Regions from separate parts of the Homo sapiens genome. Here regions 1, 3 and 4 are each linked to region 2. A link is a contact called in ENCODE Hi-C data. All regions are on one chromosome and are shown on one strand. Each heading gives the region's core, a stretch centred on a gene start or an enhancer-like site at or near the end of the contact. The rest is flanking DNA. Distances are from core to core; before and after follow the strand shown. Region 1 holds the start of TRDMT1 (tRNA aspartic acid methyltransferase 1). Region 2 holds the start of THNSL1 (threonine synthase like 1). Region 3 has its middle 22 kb from the start of IATPR. Region 4 holds the start of ZEB1 (zinc finger E-box binding homeobox 1).

What was found. Hi-C counts contacts between places; a loop is a spot of excess contacts on that map. Pooled maps may share reads with other maps.
Region 1: a loop to region 2 is called in a pooled map, with 6 times the contacts of the local background. The contact joins the promoter of TRDMT1 here to the promoter of THNSL1 in region 2. A Hi-C loop is called at or near these places in 2 of 50 pooled maps.
Region 3: a map of CD8-positive, alpha-beta T cell shows a loop between it and region 2 (19-fold over the local background). The contact joins the enhancer-like site here to the promoter of THNSL1 in region 2. A Hi-C loop is called at or near these places in 2 of 168 maps with a recorded cell type or tissue (CD8-positive, alpha-beta T cell and naive thymus-derived CD4-positive, alpha-beta T cell) and 6 of 50 pooled maps.
Region 4: a loop to region 2 is called in a map of CD8-positive, alpha-beta T cell, with 15 times the contacts of the local background. The contact joins the promoter of ZEB1 here to the promoter of THNSL1 in region 2. A Hi-C loop is called at or near these places in 2 of 168 maps with a recorded cell type or tissue (CD8-positive, alpha-beta T cell and naive thymus-derived CD4-positive, alpha-beta T cell) and 6 of 50 pooled maps.

The regions. Positions count from the first base shown.
Region 1 is chr10:17,200,295-17,202,994 of GRCh38, reverse strand. It overlaps TRDMT1 (tRNA aspartic acid methyltransferase 1), which reads left to right and starts at 1,323. Exons shown (of 11, transcript NM_004412.7): 1 at 1,323-1,424. The coding sequence starts at 1,361. RefSeq lists a silencer at 1,626-1,685.
Region 2 is chr10:25,015,350-25,018,049 of GRCh38, reverse strand. THNSL1 (threonine synthase like 1) reads right to left here and starts at 1,438. Exons shown (of 3, transcript NM_024838.5): 1 at 1,358-1,438. ENKUR (enkurin, TRPC channel interacting protein) reads left to right here and starts at 1,892. Exons shown (of 6, transcript NM_145010.4): 1 at 1,892-2,190. The coding sequence starts at 2,114. RefSeq lists enhancers at 717-796, 1,396-1,690, 1,001-1,763 and silencers at 1,047-1,126, 1,307-1,506, 1,837-1,886.
Region 3 is chr10:33,137,857-33,140,556 of GRCh38, reverse strand. No RefSeq gene overlaps it. Among named protein-coding and RNA genes, the nearest start is that of IATPR, 22 kb to the right of the region's middle. Within about 2 kb of position 1,321, at least 4 of the 41 ENCODE cell types and tissues checked have a DNase peak (open chromatin) inside an H3K27ac peak, as active enhancers do; they include CD8-positive, alpha-beta T cell, where a contact is called at or near this core.
Region 4 is chr10:31,317,777-31,320,529 of GRCh38, reverse strand. It overlaps ZEB1 (zinc finger E-box binding homeobox 1), which reads right to left and starts at 1,314. Exons shown (of 9, transcript NM_001174096.2): 1 at 1,238-1,314. The coding sequence starts at 1,295. ZEB1-AS1 (ZEB1 antisense RNA 1) reads left to right here and starts at 1,435. Exons shown (of 3, transcript NR_148979.1): 1 at 1,435-1,634. RefSeq lists silencers at 740-829, 870-1,319, 2,060-2,119.

The sequences.
Region 1 (2,700 bases), core at 74-2,573, 7.8 Mb after region 2:
CACATGAAAGATAGCAGGCCCTAAATCAAAGCATTTTACCCTAAAATAAATTTCTTTGACACTTTTTGAAATGGCCCTACACAGCCATCTCTTGTGGGGAAAATCTACATTCTATAGAGACTCCCTTTCCCTTTCCAGGTCTTTTCCTGATCCAAGAGATATTTAACTAAGAGTCTGGCATCTTTTTACACATGATAAGAGACATTTGCCAATTATTCTCTCTGAAGCCTGTTACGTATGAGACTTCGTCTACATAATAAGAACCTTGGTCTCCACCTTATCTTAACCCAGACACATTCCTTTCTATTGATTCCAGGTCTTTAGGTCACAACTTAACTCTTTCAACCAACTGCCAATCAGAAAATCTTTGAATCCACCTGTAACCTGGAATCCTTCCCCTTTTTGAGTTGTCCCATCTTTATGGACCAAACTAAGTACACCTTCCATATACCAGTTAATGTCCTTATGTCTCCCTAAAACCATATAATCCCAAGCTGTAGCCCAACCACCTTGGGTACATGTTGTCAGGACCCTGTGGGGTTGTGTCATGGGTCACGGTCCTCACCTTGTGCTCAGAATAAACCTCTTCAAACATTTTACGGAGTTTGGCTTTTTTCGTCAACATGAGCCTCTAACAGTTGGTTACTGGATCATCCTGAGGAATCAAGGCCATAGCACTTAAAGACCCATAAATAATCCTACATGATATTCACTGTGTATTCTATGTAGGTGTAATTTCCAAGCTAAAACATAATTAACCCCACTAATAGACACAACAAACATCCTCTGTATTATCAGCACGCACACAGGGCTTTCTCTGCTGCGAGTGGACTTGTGTCCTTACTTATAATTCTGGAATCTTCTCTAGGGGAGAGGCTGGTCTAATTTCTCTCTATTGACCCAGGGCAGGCAGGAAACAAGGCACACTGTGGAAAGAATGTTTGAATGTTCAGGCTTCTAAGTGACAGAAAAGCAGCTTGTCTGAAAAATGATTTTTTTCTGGCTTCTAACCAGTGTTAATTCACTTGGAAACCAAGGCAGTTTTCTCCCCTTTACTGAACTCTGGATTTCTTTTCCAATCAAGGCCCCTGACACCAAAGAAGGAAATGGAGCGTAAATCAGGCTACAGAGTGGCTGCCATTCATTCGGGAAGCCTTATTGTTTTCCGTCCTTTGTTCCCCTCTAGACCCTTGCCAATCCCCAGGCCGCGAGGCCCTCTGAAGCCCTGAGCCTGGAGCGGTAGGAGACGGGGGAACTGAAACGCCGCGGAACCAGAGGCTGAGGGAGCGGCGCGATGGAGGGAGGAGGAGCGACGGACCGGCAGGCCTAGCTCCGGGGCTGCGGCGGCTGAGGCGCGGGGATGGAGCCCCTGCGGGTGCTGGAGCTATACAGCGGCGTGGGCGGCATGCACCACGCGCTGAGAGGTGAGAGTCCATCTAGCACCCCTCTCTCTATTCGCTCACGGGGGCTGGTTGGAGCACCCGCGCCGGGAAGGGGCGGAGCGGCGAGACGCAAGGGGCGGACACTGTGGGGCGGACACTGTGGGGCGGCCCTCGGTTGTCCTGGAAACAGCTCCTGCGCGCCGCCGTGTCCACCCCTCCAGACGCTGACTCCCTTCTCCTGGCGCCGAGTCTGGCTCGAGGGGCCGCACATGGCGCCTCAAAGGGCCCAGTTGGGAGTCGGGATTCGCAAGGCAGTAAATCAACCTCAAAGGGTATCAAAGGGGCGAGACCCTCGCCTGGTGCCAAGCCCCCATTCTAAGTGTGCAGCCACCGAGAAGCATGGAGACTCGGTCCTTCATCCTGGGGGGCTTCCCAGCTGGGGAGGGAGGGAGTGTCAGGGGCTCCCCTGGTGAGAGATGGATCTTGGAAGGGATAATAGCTACAATTCAAGGTAGAAGTTTGCGAATGCTAAATAGGATGGTAGAGGAAGCTTGAAGAACTTGGACGTCTGATCGTTGGAAAGAAACGTGTCTTCTGTAGTTCTGCGTTTAGATGCCAGAGAACTGAGTTCCAGCTTGGTGGCAGTGTGACGTTGGGCTACTTCGTGAACAGTGATGAACCTGTTTCCTGGTTTTAAAAGAGAATGATTATTATAAGGATTAAAGTCTGTCAAGTGCTTGTTAGTGCCTGATACATTGTAACCACTCCAAATATTATACATTATTATCACTATTACTTTAAAACGACATCACGAGATATTATCAAGCAAACTATTACTTTTATGCACGTCTTTGATTTTGAGGTTTTTGATTTCTTTCATGCTGAGTTGGAACTGAAAGTTTTACTTTTGGTGATATTCACTCAAAATTATTTATTGAGCTCCTATTCTGTGCCAGATTTTGTGCTAGGAGCTGGGGATACAGAATGACAAACAGGCTTTGAAGGTGCATGTTTATTCTTAAATTACTAAGACAACCACCGAACTGAAACTTCCCTGCTTCCTTATTTAGGACCAAGAGTAACAAGAGTAACTGTAAGATACAGACAATATTTAATGGGTTTAGCGTATAAGTTTTTTGAGCAGATTTATTGAGTTTCAATTCTAGACTAGGTTAATGATCATTAAGTTTTTAGTACTTGTTTGCCGGCTATCTTTATTTCTCATTTTAAAACTTAGCAGCATCAAAGCAAAACTCTAGTACTATTTACTCTTTGTTAATTCTCTAAAGTGATATAATGTCCGCGTTTTCCCATATCT
Region 2 (2,700 bases), core at 189-2,688:
AGGCCAGTTGGTGCTAACTGCAGAAATCATGTTTTGCCCTTACTTGCTATTTCAGGAACTGATTAACACAAATAGTCTCAAGGTGTTCCTTCTAATTAGAAAATTCATAAGCTTTAGCCAGTGACTATCCACTTGGCTAATGGCGTTATCATTCCATGAGTCCTTGGTTCGAATCTTCGTACATACAGGAGGTTTCCCGCCAAATTTTTTCTCTATACTTGCTAAACAGAAATCCCAAACATAAAATACTCAAGGGCGAAAAGAAAGGGGCAAAGTGATATAGATTTGGATCTAGATCTAAATATAGATCTACAGATCCATCTATCTAAAATGTTTTGGAAGACAATCTGATGTGAAGAAATCTGGAGAATTTTCCCTAAGCGTCTGGGACAAAAATTAAAATCAACTGTATACAAAAAAAAAAAAAAGAAAAACTTAACGTATTCTTATGTAGTGAAATTCAGTAAGAGCCCAAAGTAAGGACCTACACATTCAGTAAAGCCTTTTTATACAGGAACTAAAAGGTTCACCAGGCCATTGTGTTGTTTTAATCACTCCGCCAGCCAACCAGGCAGTGAGAAACCCAGACTCAAGTGTGTTTTCTCTCCTCTCCGGGAAGCTTTATTTCCTTCGGGCAGAGTGGCCTCTGTACCGGTGGTTCAGAGGCATCCATCTTCCTCCCCAAATCCTATTACCAAAATGTCTTTTAAACACTCGGGTAAAAGCGTCTAAATGACTTTCCTACGGCAGGCCCATGTGCATAGATTTACGGGTGACCAGGTGGAACAAAAAGGAATAAAACCGCTTCTCAGAAGACAATTTTCCAACAAGGGACACCAAAAACTGGACAAAAACGTAAAGGCCCACTTAAAAGGCTTCTCCTCTTAGTTTAGGCTGCTCATTTACAAAGAGCAGGTCCACTGGTTCCTGGAGAACGACCTAGAGGAAGAGTCCCGACCCGGGGAAGAGCAGGCGCAGAGCCGACCCGGAGGACCGCCCAAGGGGCGGTCCCGGGAGCAGGGGCGGGAGGGCGAGCGCAGCAGGCGGAGGAGGCCGCGGGCCCCGTGCGCGCACTCACACACGTGGCGGGCAGGGCTGCGCGGCGTTCCGAGGAGCCTCGACCAGAAGCAGCAGGAAAAATGCGCGCAGAGTTGAGATGACCAGCGAGTAGCGGAAAGGGGAAGGGACGGTACGGGGAAAGGCATGCGATGGGAGCGGGCTGGCTTCTAGTTTTCCTTCCTTTCTCCTCCAATAACTCACCAAGGAAATCTCACTGAGAAGACGGGGGAAATGAAAGGAAATGGGGGAGCAGTGTCCACGAGCCGCTAAAGCCTCCACAGGAGACGGAGCACCGTACCTGCAGCTAGCTCCCCGGTCCCGCCCCCGCGCAGTGGACTCTGCGCCTGTGCCTGCGGCGGCCAGCGTGCCTCCGCTCCACGCCCTTCCCCGAGCGGCCTCGCGCAGGGCACGTGACTCTCCTTTCTCACTGTAGCCTATCCGAGCACTCCGATCTCCTCAGGCTCCTCCCCTCCCTCGTCTCCCTGGCGGCGCTGGCCTTGCGTCCTCGTGGTCTCAGCCGCTCGCTCCGCCCACACCGCGATTGGGGCCTGCTCACAAAAACCTTATTGGGTGACGCCTGCGCACCAGCTGCGCTTTGCCGTCTCTACTAGGATTTTTCTTTTTTCCCCAGATACACAGAAATAGAAAAGAGCACAGTTTTTAAGGGGACATCATTTTCACCCCGTTAACTTTCAAAGGCACGTAAAAACAGTGGCTTCCAAATGAGCTTCTCTAGCAGAAGGCGCTGCAGAAAGAGGGAAGAGGGGAGACCTAGTTTGCGGTGCTGCCTGCCACTTCCTCGTTGCCTAGTAACGGTTTCCACGGCAACCGCACAGTCAACGACGCTTAGCAATCCGGAGAGAAATAGGGTGTTTTCTTCCCGAGAGAGGACTGCTAAGAGGGGGTTAAAGGGGGACGATGTGAAGGAGAGAACCTGTGGTCCTTCAGAAGGCGAAGAAGAAAGAAAGGGGAAGCAGTGAAGAAAGGGACGGAGATACTGGGACAGGGAGAAAAAAGTTGTGGAGAGTAGCTTTTAAGGAGTCATTTGGTGGCCATGGATCCAACGTGCTCTTCTGAGTGCATTTATAACCTCATACCCAGTGACTTGAAGGAGCCTCCCCAGCCTCCTAGGTATGTGGATAAGCAAAGACTATCACTTGAAACAAGAATGGGGAATACTCAGTATTAATTAAGCATACATATACTGGAATTTTTAATAATAAATAAAATGTATTTTTGCCTCGATGAAGTAGCCTTGGAGGATAACTTGTTAGAGAAAAGGTCGAAATATCTAGGTATTCAGCATCTCACAGTTTTACAGAGAGGGCAGTCTGGCGCTGTGAGATGACCATTTTATTATATTACACTTAACCTCTTATTAATACGGTATGTGATTATTGTGTAATTTAATTATATGTGATATACAGCATAGTATGAAGTTTCATGTTGAAAAGAAAAAAATCACAATTCTATTATCTTGTTTAAGGATACTTGATGTTTGGTTTCAGGAGTTCGGTGTTGTATTTCTAACTGCACTACTCCCTCTCTAATGGGATAGGATAGGACTTTTCCCCCAAGATTTTTATGAAATATAAATTTACATTTGCTTTTGAGCCTCAGGTTTTTGATCAGTGAAACGAA
Region 3 (2,700 bases), core at 72-2,571, 8.1 Mb before region 2:
GATGCTTATTGAGAGCCTGGAATGCCTCCTGGGTGCTGGGACTATGGCAGTGAGCAAAACAGATTTTAAAATCCCCATTCCTGTGGAGATGATGGGTCTTGATCTCTCCGTATATCTTCACGATTGGTGGAGAAGTAAAGGAAGAGAAGTGCTATGATTCGAATGTCTGTCCTGTCTGAACCCCATGTTGAAATTTGATCCCCAATGTGGCAGAGTTGAGAGGAGGGGCCTTTAAGAGGTAACTGGGTCATGAGGACTCTGCCCTCATCAGTGGATTAATCCATTCATGGATTAATAGGTTGACAGATTAGTAAATTATCATTGGAATGGAGCTGCTGGCTTTACAAGAAGAGGAAAAGGCCGGGGGCAGTGGCTCACACCTGTAATCCCAGCACTTTGGGAGGCTGAGGTGGGCAGATCATGAGGTCAGGAGATCGAGATCTTCCTGGCCAACATGGTGAAACCCCTTCTCTACTAAAATGGAAAAAAAAATTAGCCAGGCATGGTGGCGGGCGCCTATAGTCCCAGCTACTTGGGAGGCTGAGGCAGGGGAATCTCTTGAACCCAGGAGGCGGAGGTTGCAGTGAGCCGAGATTGCACCACTGCACTCCAGCCTGGCGATAGAGCGAGACTCCATCTAAAAAAACAAAAAAAAAGGAAAAGAGACCTGAGTCAGGACACTCAGACTCTCACCATGTGACACCCTGTGCCACCTCAGTCCCCACCAGCTATGACCCATCAATCTTGGACTTCTCAGACTCCCTAAGTGTAAAAAATACTTTTCCTTTCTTTACATATTACCCAGTTTCAGGTATTCTGTTACAAGCAACAGAAAATGGACTAAGACAGGAAAGGGTAACTAAAGGCAAGGAACAGCAGTGGAGTAAAATGAGAGAGGCAGAAGAGGTGGATGGAGAACGGCTTCACCGAGCACGGATGGAGGGGAGATGATGCATGAGGGGGGCATGACGAAGCTGGAGACGGGGGCTTGTGCTGAAGGTGCTGGAGAGAATATTGCCAAGAAGAGGAGGAAGAGCTGAAGGGACAGGGAGTTTAAGATGTGGGCTCCAAAACACGGTGTAGATGATGACAAGTTCCAGGTTGTGACCCTGGGATGCTGCGTTGGAGTGGAGGTCAAGCTCTGGGGGGGGCGGCAGCAGCTTTCAGACTGCGAAAGTCCATGACTTGCCCATCCACTGAAAAGGAAGTAACCGCCCCCTGCACAGCCTTGTTTTTGTGCCTTCTACCTACGTTACCAGCTGTGAAATAAAACTAACCGTTGTTACCACTTCAAGCACTTGGGGTTTGTTTTGTTTCTTTTTGAACTGAAGTAACCATGGGTACCTGGTAACCTTGGATAGATAAGTGTGTATCTGAGTTTCCCTCTGAAAACCAAGCTGTTGATGGATTTCCTTGACAGTGTATTCTTTCCTGTAACTAATATTAAATCTAAAAAAAAATGAAATTGCTGGAAAAGTACCCATTTATGTTATGCTTTATTCCTCTAGTTAACTGATAGGGTGATTTTTTTTTTTTGAAACAGAGTTTCGCTCTTGTTGCCCAGGCTGGAGTACAATGGCGCCATCTCAGCTCATCGCAACCTCTGCCTCACGGGTTCAAGCAATTCTCCTGACTCAGTGTCCTGAATAGCTGGGATTACAGGCATGCGCCACCATGCCCAGCTAATTTTGTATTTTTACTAGAGACTGGGTTTCTCCAGGTTGGTCAGGCTGGTCTCGAACTCCCAACCTCAGATGATTTGCCCATCTCGGCCTCCCAAAGTGCCGGGATTACAGGTGTGAGCCACCACGCCTGGCGGTGATTTTTTTTAATACAGGAATTTCAGGCTTGGTCTGGGGAAAATGTATAAACAAAAATTCCCTGAAATATGCAAGTTTACTATTATGATTTGCCCTGAAAATAATATGCTGATCAACTCTATGCTTTTTTTCATGTATATTTGTTAAATTCTGGTTCTTAATTACAGCTTTGCATCACAAACAATGGTTACGTAAGTGTTTTGTTGTGTTTTGCTTTGCTTTGCCTTATTTTACAAATTTGATTGTGGTTTCTGAAAAGCCTTGAATTATTTCAAGGAGTTATTTATTCGTGTAGATGAATATCTCTATCCAATAGACCTGGAAGCTGATACTAAAACGGCTGACCAAAAGATAGATGCATTTGTGACCCTTGTCTCCCCAGAAACTACTGGAAGGACCAAATTTATGATCACAACAACCTTTGGTGCTGGCCTTTGTGCAATTTCCTTGCTAGGGCTCTGTGGCCTCTCTCATAGCAACCTAGCTAAGGGGAGGGTCCCTATGTGTGTGGGCACCAGCACATAGCGGAATTGAGAGACTTGTGTTTGCATCTTGGGGCTGCCACTTTGTAAGTAGAAAGGCTTTGGTTTCCTCAATTTCACAATGAGATTAGAATATCCTTTTCCTCCCTCACTTCTCCAATAATCTGGATGCTATGCAAAGAGATCAAGTCCCATCACCTCCATCATAACAGGGACTTTTTATTTAAATTTGTGTTGTTCTCTACCATAGTCGCAGCACCCAGGAGAGTGATGGACACGGGAAAGGCTCTCCTAAACAGCTGCTGAATGAATGCATGCATTCATTACTTCACTCTTCTCTCCTTCCCTCTGCATGAGTGAGCGGCTCCTCCTCTTCTCCCACCCATACTGTGGACTTC
Region 4 (2,753 bases), core at 65-2,564, 6.3 Mb before region 2:
AGCAGCCCCGCGCGTCCGTCGGTCCGTCCGCCCCCTCCCCCACCCTCCTTCCACCCGAGACCCAGAGCGCCATCCAAGCCCCATTATCCGGCTTCAGCGCTCCGTGCGTCCGGCCCAGGTAACAACTTCCCCAAAAACCGAAAGAGAAAAGCGCGAGGCGCACGCACACCGGCCCATCCCGGCGCAGAGACCTCGTCTGCCCCGGGAGGGGGATCTGTCTGTGGTGCTTCCCGGTCTCTAAGCCCAGGTAACAACTCCGCAAACACACCCGCCGCCCAGCTCGCCCCCATCCGCGCGGCTCCCGGCGGCGTTAAGTGGGTACCTTTCCTGCCTTGTTCCCCGCGCCGCCCCGCCGCGCCCCGCCAAACGTGGACCCCACTCGCGGGGCTCGCCGCGGAGTCCCCAGGCCGGGGCTCTGGGCCGGGCAGCGGGAGGCGCCAGGGAGGAGGGGCGCTTAGGGACCCGCGCCCCCGCGCCTCTAATCCCCGTTACGCGAGCGCGCCCGGCCCGCGGGTCCCAACTTTACCGCCGCCGGCCGAACCCTGTCCGCCCGCGGCGCGCACAGCCGGCGCCCGCGCACACGCGCGCACAAACCCCACGCAACCCGCGGCCGCCCCGTCCCGCCGCCGCCGCAGCCCGCCTGCCGCGCGCCCACAGCCCGGCCCGAGTCGCGGGGCCCGAGCGACAGCGACGGCGCCGGCCGGGGCCGCGGCGCGCGGAAGCCACTTTGCACGGTCAGCGCCGGGCACAAGTTTGTTCCGCGGCTCCCGGGGGCCTGGGCGCTGAGGGAGAATCGCGCTGAGGGGGCCAGGAGGAGGGGGAGAGGGAGGCGCCGAAGGGCACAAGAGTGGGGAAAAGTGCGGAAAGAAGCAACAGCCGCTCCACCCGGGACCAGAAAAGTGGCCAGTGCGTCCCGGCCGCCCGCCCTGCGCCGGGGATGCGGCGGCGTCGGCGCCGGCTAACGGTCCAGGGAGGCGGCAGGGGCGGCGGGAGCCGCTAGGCGGAGAGAGACCAGGTAAGAGACATAACGGTTCAGGGAGAGCGAGCGGCCGCGGCGCGGCTCCGGCAGCGGCGGCAGCGGAGGGGGGCAGAGAGCACTACTTTCTACTTTCCCACTCCACTTTGCCGTCCCTGCCCCGGCTGCCCCCAGCCCGGCTCGCCCCCCTCACCCCCGGGGGCGCCCCGGCTGCCCAGCTCCCCCTGACTCCGCCGCTCCCCGGTCCCCTCCGCCACTCACCGTTATTGCGCCGCGGGTTCGCCTGCTTTCTGCGCTTACACCTGGGGCCATCCGCCATGATCCTCTCGCTTGTGTCTAAATGCTCGAGTCACCTCCTCCCCCTCCCTCCCCCTTCCCCCCCACCCCTCCGCCTCCACCCCTCCCCCCTCCCCACCGCACCTGGTTTACGACACTCCCGGCTTTACGACATCACCTTCCTTACACCTAGAGGCTCTCGCTCTACGGCCGGAACCTTGTTGCTAGGGACCGGGCGGTTTGCGGCAACCGTGGGCACTGCTGAATTTGAATTGAGGGGCGAGGGAAAAGTTTTCCTCAGGTGTGGTGGGGAGAGGGAGGCGGATGCCGGGAAACCGTAGGGACGCGGTCAGAAAGGCGACGGGCTGTCGGAGTTGGAAAGGTAAAGTTGGAGGCTCGGCGGCGTCCTGCCTCCGCGCTGGCCACACCCGCCGCGGCTGCCCGGGGCAGGGAGGGATCTGGCTGATTCTCCCTGTACCCTGTGCCCTCGGAGCTGCCCCTCCGAGCGCCCAGAGGTCCCCGCCTGCCTGCTTCCTGGAGGCAGGGCTACCATCAGTCCCACGCCTCGCGTGTCCGCCCCCCGCACCCCGGGGCCAAGGAAAGGGATCGCGGTCTGGACTCCCCGGGGAGTTCCCTTGATGAGGGGAAGGGCAGGTTTGGGGACGGCGAGGACACGCGGCGACCGGAGAGAGGCTACCTGACCCGCGCAGCCCGGACTCCCTTCCCTTCCCTTCCAGGGACGCCTGGTTTCCCCCCAAGCGAACCGGGATGGGAAGTGACTTCAATGAGATTGAACTTCAGCTGGATTGAAAGAGAGGCTAGAAGTTCCGCTTGCCAGCAGCCTCCTTAGTAGAGCGGAATGAGTAATACCCACACGGTGCTTGTCTCACTTCCCCATCCGCACCCGGCCCTCACCTGCTGTCACCTCGGCCTCCCACACCCGGTCCGCGCTCCCCGCCCTCTTCCTCGCGTAGAACCGTGGGATCCTAGGTGGCAGGACTCAGAGCTAAGGTATCCACAGGCCATGAATTCCTTCCTAAATGAGCGGTCATCGCCGTGCAGGACCTTAAGGCAAGAAGCATCGGCTGACAGATGTGATCTCTGAACCTGATAGATTGCTGATTTTATCTTATTTTATCCTTGACTTGGTACAAGTTTTGGGATTTCTGAAAAGACCATACAGATAACCACAAATATCAAGAAAGTCGTCTTCAGTATTAAGTAGAATTTAGATTTAGGTTTCCTTCCTGCTTCCCACCTCCTTCGAATAAGGAAACGTCTTTGGGACCAACTTTATGGAATAAATAAGCTGAGCTGTATTTCAAGTAATATAGTTATAAATTAACAATGTAGCAGTTATTGATAGAGAAATTGAGAAAACTGAAACGTGACCGGAGTATTGGAAATAACGTAGTACATCACCTAGCACAATGACACATAGTAGGTGCTCAATAAATTTATGCTTATAATTTTTGTCACTTCTATGGCAGGATTTTTTTAT